Linked DNA regions of Mus musculus: region 2 is linked to region 1. The links are chromatin contacts, found by Hi-C or POLR2A ChIA-PET in ENCODE. All regions are on one chromosome and are shown on one strand. Each heading gives the region's core, a stretch centred on a gene start or an enhancer-like site at or near the end of the contact. The rest is flanking DNA. Distances are from core to core; before and after follow the strand shown. Region 1 overlaps Bicc1 (BicC family RNA binding protein 1). Region 2 holds the start of Bicc1 (BicC family RNA binding protein 1).

Region 1 (4,640 bases), core at 290-2,789:
CAGCAGTTAAAAGAGCAGCACCCTGCTCTTGCAGAGAACCCAGATTTGATGGGTATTCCTCAACCACCTCTAACTTCAGCTTCTGGGATCCGGGATCCGTTGCCTCTGGGATCCATGAGCATAGTATTCACATGTGCATGTTCACACAATTGAAAATAAATCTTTAAAGTCTGGTTTAAGGGTTGGGGCTGTGGAGTCTCACGGCCTTGCATACTTGGTAATGCGCCCAGATGTCGAATCTTCACTTGTGAGTTGCAGACGGTGCTCATCTTTGTACTAAGGCTGTAGGTCCATAATTATATTAGAACTAGCTAGTGGGGTCATTTTCTGTTACTCTGATACACTACGAACTTGGTGCCTTTAAGACAATGCAAGCCATGTTTATAGACACTAACCATGAAGATAAGAACTGCAGTAAAGGTGTCATTTAACAGGGTCAGCCTCTCAAAGTTCCCTTCTGGAAGAAACAATCTTCTTTACTTTCCCAGCTGAGACATCATGCCATCCTGTGCTTGTGGCCCCATCCTCCATTGGTTTCTCCCATCCCTGCTATCCTGCCTCACTTGTCCATGGTTAAAGACTCATGCTTCTTCGTTAGGCACCTGCATGCTCCCTGGTTTACAAGCCACATGCTCTCAAGCTTCAGCGGTTAAGGATGTCTTTAGCTAGGTCATTATTCTCTCTCGTTCCTACTTGGTGTTAATATATTCACATAAATGTTTCTATTGTGGAACAGGTAGAAAACCATAGGTAAGTGAAGTAGGCCTAAGAGATAGAAAGCTGGGATGTAATCTAGAAAAAAAAAATCCTTGATAGTGATGGTGGTAGTGATCTATCCACATATATGGGAGAGAGACAGACACAGAGAATGATGGGGAATTGTGTAGCCCAGGCTAGCCTAAACCTCACTGTGCAGTCCAAGCTGATATAGAACTTGAGGTCCTCTGCCTTAGCTCTTATGTGCTTAGGTGATGGTGTGCACCACTAGGTAAAGAATTCTTTTCTCCTTACCATATTGAGAATTAAGCCCATGGCTTGGTGCCTGCTAAGCTATTATCTACTGCCAGGCTACAGTTACAGCTCCTTCTGTCAGATCCTTGTAGCAGTCCAAATTGTTCACTTCTCTTTGGTGATCCTTTGAAGGGTTATTGAGAAATAATAGGCTTTGGACAGTATTTAAAGCCTTGGAAAGTATTTAATCTTAATCTTAGAAGGGCTTGTTTTTTAGAAAGTAAGATATTTTTTCCTTAATCCATAAAACATGACTGAACTCTGTCAAATATTCTGATTTATAATAGTTGAGGCCTCAAAACAGTGGGAAAAAAAATTAAACATTTGTAAGATGCCAAATGTTTTCATAACTATCACTGCATTGTCTGTCACAGCGTTTGAAGAAGTAAACACAGTTAAAGGTTTTAGCATCTGTCCCTCTATGTAAGTGTGCTCACCCCTTCTGCCAAAGGGGCCAGGGGTGCCTTCCTCTCCCGTGTTGTAATCCTCTAGGCTGCAGATGTCTCGGTGGCTAGAAAGCTCGGCTAGCACGCACAGACCTTTGTGTTCTGTCGCCTGCACCTTGTAAACCCTTAGTGATGGTACACGCTTGGCATCCCAGCATCCTGGCCGAGGGAGTAGGAGAGTCGTGAGTTGAAGGCCATCCTCAGCTCCATAGCCAGAGCCTGGGATACGTGTGACCCTGTCTCCAAAATAAATAAGGAGATAAATTAATTAAAAGTAAATAAATGGCAGTGATATGGGTGATGAGAAGAAGCCGGTGGGTGTGTAGGCTAGTTTTTAGTTTAAAGAAAAACAAACAAACTGTAAGAGCTGACCGTGAGCAGAAGTGAAGTGTCTCTTTCGGGGTCTTGTTTGCTCCTCTTGCTCCATGTGTGGTTCATTTGCAGGGATGGTCTGCAGAGAGGGGAGTTGTTCTGGAGTTAGCCTACATCCAGCTCTCATTGGGATCTTGTAATAAAAGGTGGTGTCCAGAAACAAATCTGTTCTGAGTTCATAAAAGTCACTAATGAAAGAAAGAAAGGAAAAAAAAAGTAAAGTCAGCTGAGACACTAACAGTGAAGAAATATTTCATTCTCCGTTGGAAAAGTGAGTGCCAATAACAATAACCAGGATCCCAGGAACAGAGAAGAATTTCAGAGGTGACACTCGGCTCCTGGCTTCCTTTTCTCCCTCTATGTCCAAAGGACCAAATGATTTATCCTTGCTCCAGGCAGCTGCCCGAGGTCCAAGGGACCACACAGCTTGGTTAGTGGCTAGGATGTCTTTCCCTGACTATGATCGCAAAGGAAGTACTCTTTCTTTTAAAATTGGAATATAGAGTCATATGTTCAATGGTGTGTTAAAACCTCCTTGGATATGCCAAAGTAAACTTGGGTTTAATAAAGAAATCAGTACTGTCTCCATTACCCTCAGCTACTGGGGTGTAAAAGAAACAATAAAGTTGGCCTTTCCTTAGCACCCATCTTGAGTAGGTCTTAGCATCTTCCAGAAAAGAAAAGAAAAGAAAAGAGAAGAGAAGAGAAGAGAAGAGAAGAGAAGAGAAGAGAAGAGAAGAGAAGAGAAGAAAAGAAAAGAAAAAAAGGAAAAGAAAAGAAGAAAAGTACTTGATGTTGAGCAACTCAGAGATGACTTGGCCTGAGCAACCAAGGGTATCTCTACCAGGGTGCATCCTTTTTCTTGACGAGGATAGTTTAAGTAGCAAATATTCAAGTACCCTCTATAGACTAGATCATCTGTCCCCATCAAATGAATCTGTTTTTTAACTGGAAGCCATTAATAGTTGTATGCTCTTTTGATTTTGGACAAGAGATTGTATCCCAGGCCTATTCTGACTTAGTTGTGGTTTATGGAAATAAAGTTGGGTTGGAATAAACATCATTACTCACCCACTGTGTCTCTGAATTCTTTTGTGTCCAAAATTGAGTGGCTGAAGCTTGAAATATTTACCATGGACTTTCTCGGGAAAAAAAAAAAAAACAAAGAAAGAAAGAAGGAAAGGAGGAGAGGAGAGGAGAGGAGAGGAGAGGAGAGGAAAGGAAGAGAGAGAGAGAGAGAGAGAGAGAGAGAGAGAGAGAGAGAGAGAGAGAGAGCGAACTAGACAGGCAAGGAGCATAATACCTGCTGAGTTGTACTGAGAAATGAAGTCTAAGTTTTTCCATAGCTTATGATATAGATGAATATAGACCTATCAAGAGTTTAAACAATGAAAATATCAAATTTAAATTTCTTTATTTTCTCAAATGGGTTGACTTTGGTCTGTTGGCATACCCACATGACAGCCAGTGTGCTTTAAGCAGTGAGATGTTACTTATTTTTATTTTATGTGTATGGGTGTTTTGCCTGCATGTATGTCTGTGTGCACAGCGACCAGAACAGTGCATTGGATCCTCTGGGACTGGAGTTACAGAAAGTGGTGAGGTGCTAAGTGAGTGTTTAGAAATGACTCTGGGACCTCTGGAAGAGCATCCAGTGTTCTTAAGCATGGAGCTGTCTCTGCAGCCCCCATGGGATGTTTAAGTAAACAAAATGTGTAATTGTCCTGAGGAGTACACATTCTAGTGGGGCTGTACATGGTAAAGACTGCAGTGTGAGCTAGGATGTCTTGCATGTGCTGCATATCCATAGGAATAAAGTATTAGGGACCCCATCATCCCAATGGTATTGTCTATCTTATCAGTGAATTGGTTCTTTCCCCTGAAAGTCTCGACTTGCAGTGGGATTCAGATTAATACATGAAGAGATGAGGAAAGAGAAAATGAGGCAACCCAATAATTCCATCTGTGAGCCTGTGTATGGACCAGGATTCTATTATGTACACCCTCTGATTTAGTGGAGGAGTATTTGATTGAGAAACAGTAAGCAGATGTTTTATGCCTGGTTTTGTTTCCCTTGGATTGAATGGCCTAATGAAGGTTCTTAGTGTCTCTGGGATATTTGGAGAGTTTGCGTTCCCCAGCACAGTAGAATCACCCAGGGGGTTGCGAGGAGACCCCTCCCTTGAGCTCAGTAAGTGTGCAGTAGAGGTTGAAGATGGTCATGTCCATCAGTTTCCCAGGGCGGAGCTACTGCTGCTCTCCAGGTCCACACTCAGGAATCAGGGGGTGTGGTTGAAGCATTCCTTAGGGCTCCATGATCTGAAAACTCCCCCAAATATTTGATAAGGCTCTGCTACACCAGAGAGCATTCACCAAGTAACGTGTAAGTTGAGGTGGTCTACTGAAGGAGATATTCCAAAGAAGCATTCATGATGGATATCCATTTGTTGGTTGGATTTCATCTATGTGGTTTCTCTCTGGAAACGCACGTGAGCTGATGTTCAAGAGTGGAGGTCAGCTGATGAGGATTCTTTGTATGCTGTGTCCTCAGTGAGCTGTGGATCTTTAAGATGACCAGTGAGCTCACTGGACAGAGCGTGTCTTCAGCTCGTCCATCTGAGTTCCTGTTGGTTTCCATCACCCTCTGTGTGGAGTTAAGCATGGTCACTGCTGACTGCCGTTTGTCACACAACTGACTCTATCTCTGCAAAGCAAATGTTACAATTTCTGTAGGCGTTCCAGTCTAGACTTCAGTAATGTTCATCCTGTCTCCGCCACAGGAGTCTGAATGCACAGCCCAAACTAAATCAC
Region 2 (5,083 bases), core at 337-2,836, 170 kb before region 1:
AAACACAGCTGAGCTGGAGTTACAGGCAGTTGTGAGCCCTGCAAGGTGGGCTCTGGGAATGGAACTCTGGTCCCCAGGAAAAGCACCAAGAACTCTATAACGGCTGAACCATCTCTCCAGCTGGAGATATGTTAAAGTTCCGTTTTATTATCTATTTGTGTATGCGTGTGAGAGTGTTATTCCAAAGTGCTCTTGGTATGGCCAAAAAGGACAACTTGCCTGCATTGGGCCTCTCTTTCCACCATGTGAGGCCTGAGGGTCTAACTCAGGTTGTCTGGCTTGACAGCCAGTGTACTTATGTTCTGAGTCACGTCTCCAGCCCCCTGTAAGAGTTTTGATTCAAACACACACTGTATGATTATCTATGGGCCCCAGGTGAACCCTATGGCTCACCCCACTTGTAAACCTACTTCTTCCCTCGGTAGCACAGTGCTTTTCTACCATATTTAACACCATCATCCTCCTACGTAGAACAGATACTCTTGTGCGTTTGGTCATTTAATAAAAGGCAGTACGATTCTGTGTGGCGTGGGGGCGAGTGTTCCAAGCTCACAGCAGGACTTCATCCTCTGAGCTCTATGCTCCGCTTTGAGAGTGATGGTGCGTGGGCTGGCGGGCAGTCAGCATCAGAAGTTGCGAGGCTTTCATCTGTGGGCCGCCTAGAACAGAGAGGAGCTCCCAGCCTGTCTAGAGAATGAGCCAGCCATTTCTGTGATCTCAGACAGAGATAGATGCTTAAGGTGGCGAAAGTAGTGTCTTGTTGAATCAAGGCCTGAAATTAAAGTCAGAGAAGGGCACATCTGGCGAAGGTATCTTTGGATTGGACCGATTAGGTGCACACAAGTCAAGTCTACTCTGACATCTGCAAAAGTTGGTCATCAATCCCTCTTGTCCCCAGATCTCCTTTTATTACTCTCTATTCTCATTCAGGCTTGTGGGACAGACTCAGGGTGTTCTGAGGGTCTGTAAATAGGACTGGACTTGGGAGCATACCCTTTGAGCACTTTGGGGTGAACTTGATCTAAGTTTGGAGTATTCTGAGTATGGAGAGGGATGGAATTCGGGTATAGGGATAGAAAAGTGACAGTAAGGGATTCGGGTGTGGATAAGCAAGCTTGTACGCCTGGCAGGAGTGAGTTTTTGATGGAGTCTCCATCAAAGTTTGTGAGTTTTGATGGAGTCTCCATCAAAGTACAAAAAAGTGGCAGTAAGTGACGAGGGCGTCTGGCGGGGCACCCCAGGAGCGCTAGGCTCGAACTGGGTGAGGGGGTCCGAGAGCCCGAGGGTCCACGCGATGGGTCAGGCATTCCGGGCGGCGCCGCGCGGCGTGTGGACGTGGTGCGTGTGAGAGGGCGCGGGCTGGCCGCTCCCGCCCGCTGCTCCCCGTGGGCCTGGCCGGCCAATGAGCGCGCGAGGCGGCGGCGGGGCTGGCGGCGGCCGGAGGCGCGGGCGGCTCTGTGCGCTCGGAGCGGGCGCTGCGGGCGGGCGGGGGCCGGGGCGCAGGCGATCGGCGCGGCGGGGCGGGGGGCGGCGCCCGAGGCGGGGATGCGCAGGGCTTCCCGCGGCCACGGCGGCGGCGGGGGCACGAGCTAGCGCTGCGGCGCGCCGAGCCACATCGGCCGGGGCCGGGGCGGCGGCAGCCCGAGCGCCGCTCGCACCATGGCCTCGCAGAGCGAGCCGGGCTACCTGGCGGCGGCGCAGTCGGACCCCGGCTCCAACAGCGAGCGCAGCACCGACTCGCCGGTGGCCGGCTCCGAGGACGATCTGGTGGCCGCGGCGCCCCTCTTGCACAGCCCGGAGTGGAGCGAGGAGCGCTTCCGCGTGGACAGGAAGAAACTCGAGGCCATGCTCCAAGGTAGGCATGCCCCTGCTCCTAATCCTCTCCCAAGTCCGCCACAGGATCGTCTCTCAGTCCGCTCACGGGACACCCTCCCTCCCCCCCAACTTTGTCAGCTTGCTCGGATCCGAGGAGCTGGAGGCCCGAGTTTGTGCTGCAGCTCCGAAGTTGCTGTTAGGACCGCGGCGGTGCCAGCTGCAGCTGGGACATCTGGGCCGTGGCATCCTTACACTACGGGACCGCCCAGTGTGCGGGACTTTGCCCGGCTTCCCGCAGCCTGGAATCTCTGCCACCCCTGCCGCGTCTTTTCCCTCCCCTCCTTAGTATCCGCTTCCTCCAGCTAGGGCCTGCTCTCGTCGCCTGGAAAAGCGCTGCAGATGTCAAGGCTTCAGCTGGGAGCCCCCGCCCCCACGCCGGAGTCTTGAGCTGGAGCAAGTCACCCAGGCGTGGGGATCTGTGCCCTGGCAGTGCGAGGGTAGCATGTGTCAGGGTAGCATGTGTCAGGGCAGTCCTAAAAGACATCTTGAGTTACATTCAGTCCATAAACTTCTCCCTTGCAGCTGTGGGAGTCTGACTTGACTTTCATATTTTGGGTTTTTAATTTAAAAAAAATTTTTTTCAAATTCTTTATAGAGTTTCTGGGATTTTCCCAGGAAGAGAAACTTTCTCCACACTGGATCGGAAGCAAATGCTGATTTATTGCTTTAGGATTAGAGTGAGCAGTAACAGATCCAAGGTCATTTTGACCTTTAAAAATGTCCATTCGCAGCCTACCTGTGTGGCTCACCTCCCACATCCAAAGGCAGAGATGAGGTAGCTGGAATGTGCATTATTTTTAAGACTTGAGGAGATCTGGCCCCTGCTCCCAGGAAGGGAGAGAGGTGAGGATTCGGTAGCTCTCATCCTTCATCCCGGGAAGCTTGGAGGTCCACAGACTCGCTTTTATTGCTGTCTGCGTGACTTATTTTGACTTTATCTGTCAATGTATCGCAGTATGGGAGCAAGTTATTCCTCTCTGGAAATGCAGTGGCTTCTCGGAACAATTAAGAGGGTTATTTTAAGAGAGAACAACATGTTTTCCTAAACAATAACTTGGTGGAAATAAGTATCAGGAGTGCTTGGCAGGCGGTTCTGGAAGGGCCGAGAACTCCTCTCCTTTGTTGCTTATTTGTATTGATAAACATTCCAAATGTCATGTCTTGTGTTTTTTTTTTTTTTTTTTTCCCCCTGAGATTATGTAACTTTGGAGGAAAGTAATAGATCTGAAAATTGAAGCCGGGTTACATTTCAGGAATTTTTCATTTGTGAAGCTTCCTTATTAGTTCCACGAGTCTGCCTAGTTTTGGGGGGTTACAAACAAAATGTTACAATTATGTTGCAGATGGATTGTAAGATCATTGCCTAGTTTTGGGGGGTTACAAACAAAATGTTACAATTATGTTGCAGATGGATTGTAAGATCGTAGTGAACCGGAAGATTCCCTGGCTGATCCAACTTTCTTGTGTTGGAAACAGAAAGGGTGATTCCTCAGAATATGGCGGTCTCATCCTTCAGGGATACCCTGCACAGATGCTGCGGTGGGTGCCAGTTTCTGGGCAGCTCACTTGTAAAATCTGAGTTCTCCTAGGGGATTTTTCTTTTCAGTGAATTTTCATTTTTGATTCAATGAAATATGGGTAGAATATTCAGAAAACATGAACTGTTGTTAACCCTGTTTTAGGCAGGCCATTTTAACATCTGAAGGCCTGAATCACTTTTCAGTGGTCAAATGTTTAGCAGTGAGCCTGTATTGACCTATACATAATGAGTTAAGCACTTAGTGCTTGGAAAGTTCTTTGAGTCTTTTTCCAGAGTTACTTAACAAATACATTACCTTGTTGGCAAAATAAGCCCTGAAGTCATAGAGGATAGGACCCATCGAGGGCACAGTGCACCGTGGAAGCTCATTACTCTTACCCATCCACATAAGATTCCACAGAATCACCACATTTGTGAACCAAGGGTGATCTTGTGTTTATTTTCTTTATGCTATAGCGGGAATGAGCCTCAGAGTTGCTCAGACTAGCATTCAAATCTCTGTGGGACCGTGGGCAAGCTCCCAAGCTTCTCTCTGCCCTCAGTTTCCCCTCTTGTAAAATAGAAATTGATTTTTTTTAAAGAACCTTTGTAGTTTTTTTGGAGGAAGTGAAACATTTGATGCCCAAGGAACAAGATCTGCTGAAGTGTTGGTAAATGCCAAGAACTTCACAAAGCAGCGTTACCTCCTGGGTCCAGCTCATTTCAAGTACATACCACAGTTTGTAACATGTGAGATATATTTGACAGATAGTTGGGGAGCACAGATCGTTTGCAGTTCAGAGTTGCAAAAGCAAAATAGATAAAAACTGATATCTGGCAAAAAAAAAAAAAGGTATTTTTAGGTGGAAACTCTTCCTGTGGAAAGGATCAAGGACGGAGAAGTTACATTTGTTTGTATTTCTGGTTATTGTGAATTTGTGATTTACATTTTTTTCTTTTTACAATAGCCTTTAAAAGTATATGGGATTTTCCATTTTAAAACTTCCAGGGTAAGTAAGGTTGTTGGCCTTCAAGTCTTCAGAGTGTAAATCGTCGATTATAATGCTTGGAATTTGTTTTTAGAGAGACTGTCCTGGGGGCAAGTTAATCTTTAATAGGTCGCATTTTTATTAGTAGAGAGAGTCTTCTATGTAATGGACCAAAAATTCACTGAGGTTAAAATGGGCAGTAGGGTCGTAGTCAAAGAAATAAAATACCATTCTTGTATGATCACGGAGTCTAATTGATATACATAAAAACCACTAGACCAAAATATAGGGAAAATTACTAGTTTTTTTTCCTTCCTTAAAAAACCAACTACTTTGAAATTGCCATAAAGAATGTCTGGCATTTTCGTTGGTATCTTGATGATAATTATTGATCTTGTTAGTCAGTGATTCTCTCTCTCTCTCTCTCTCTCTTTTTTTTTTTTTTTTTTTGCATGGGAATTTACTTTTGAGTTTAGATTTTTCATGGGCATGCTCACCTTGGGATGGATGCCATGTCCAGCATTTTTTGGTGGTAAGGGATCATCATGTTCTATTTCTTTCATAACTAGCCCTCAGCATTTTGATAGGAGAAGGAGTCGTGGTGTTGATTCACATCAATCAGTTAAATGAATTATATTCTGCTTAAAGGAGGGATTGCTTTGAAAGAGATGGGAAGTGGTCCAGTGTCTAGGATACAGTG

Evidence for each region. A loop is a pair of places that touch in the nucleus more often than their neighbours do. ChIA-PET counts read pairs that join two places held with the same protein, here RNA polymerase II (POLR2A).
Region 2: a map of left cerebral cortex shows a loop between it and region 1 (1.9-fold over the local background). The contact joins the promoter of Bicc1 here to the enhancer-like site in region 1. A Hi-C loop is called at or near these places in 1 of 37 maps with a recorded cell type or tissue (left cerebral cortex). POLR2A ChIA-PET finds 5 or more read pairs at or near these places in 1 of 5 experiments (Patski).

Annotation. Positions count from the first base shown.
Region 1 is chr10:70,987,828-70,992,467 of GRCm38, reverse strand. All of the region lies in intron 3 of Bicc1 (BicC family RNA binding protein 1), which reads left to right. Among named protein-coding and RNA genes, the nearest start is that of Gm24486, 110 kb to the right of the region's middle. Within about 2 kb of position 1,539, at least 1 of the 3 ENCODE cell types and tissues checked has a DNase peak (open chromatin) inside an H3K27ac peak, as active enhancers do.
Region 2 is chr10:71,156,193-71,161,275 of GRCm38, reverse strand. It overlaps Bicc1 (BicC family RNA binding protein 1), which reads left to right and starts at 1,586. Exons shown (of 21, transcript NM_031397.3): 1 at 1,586-1,855. The coding sequence starts at 1,660.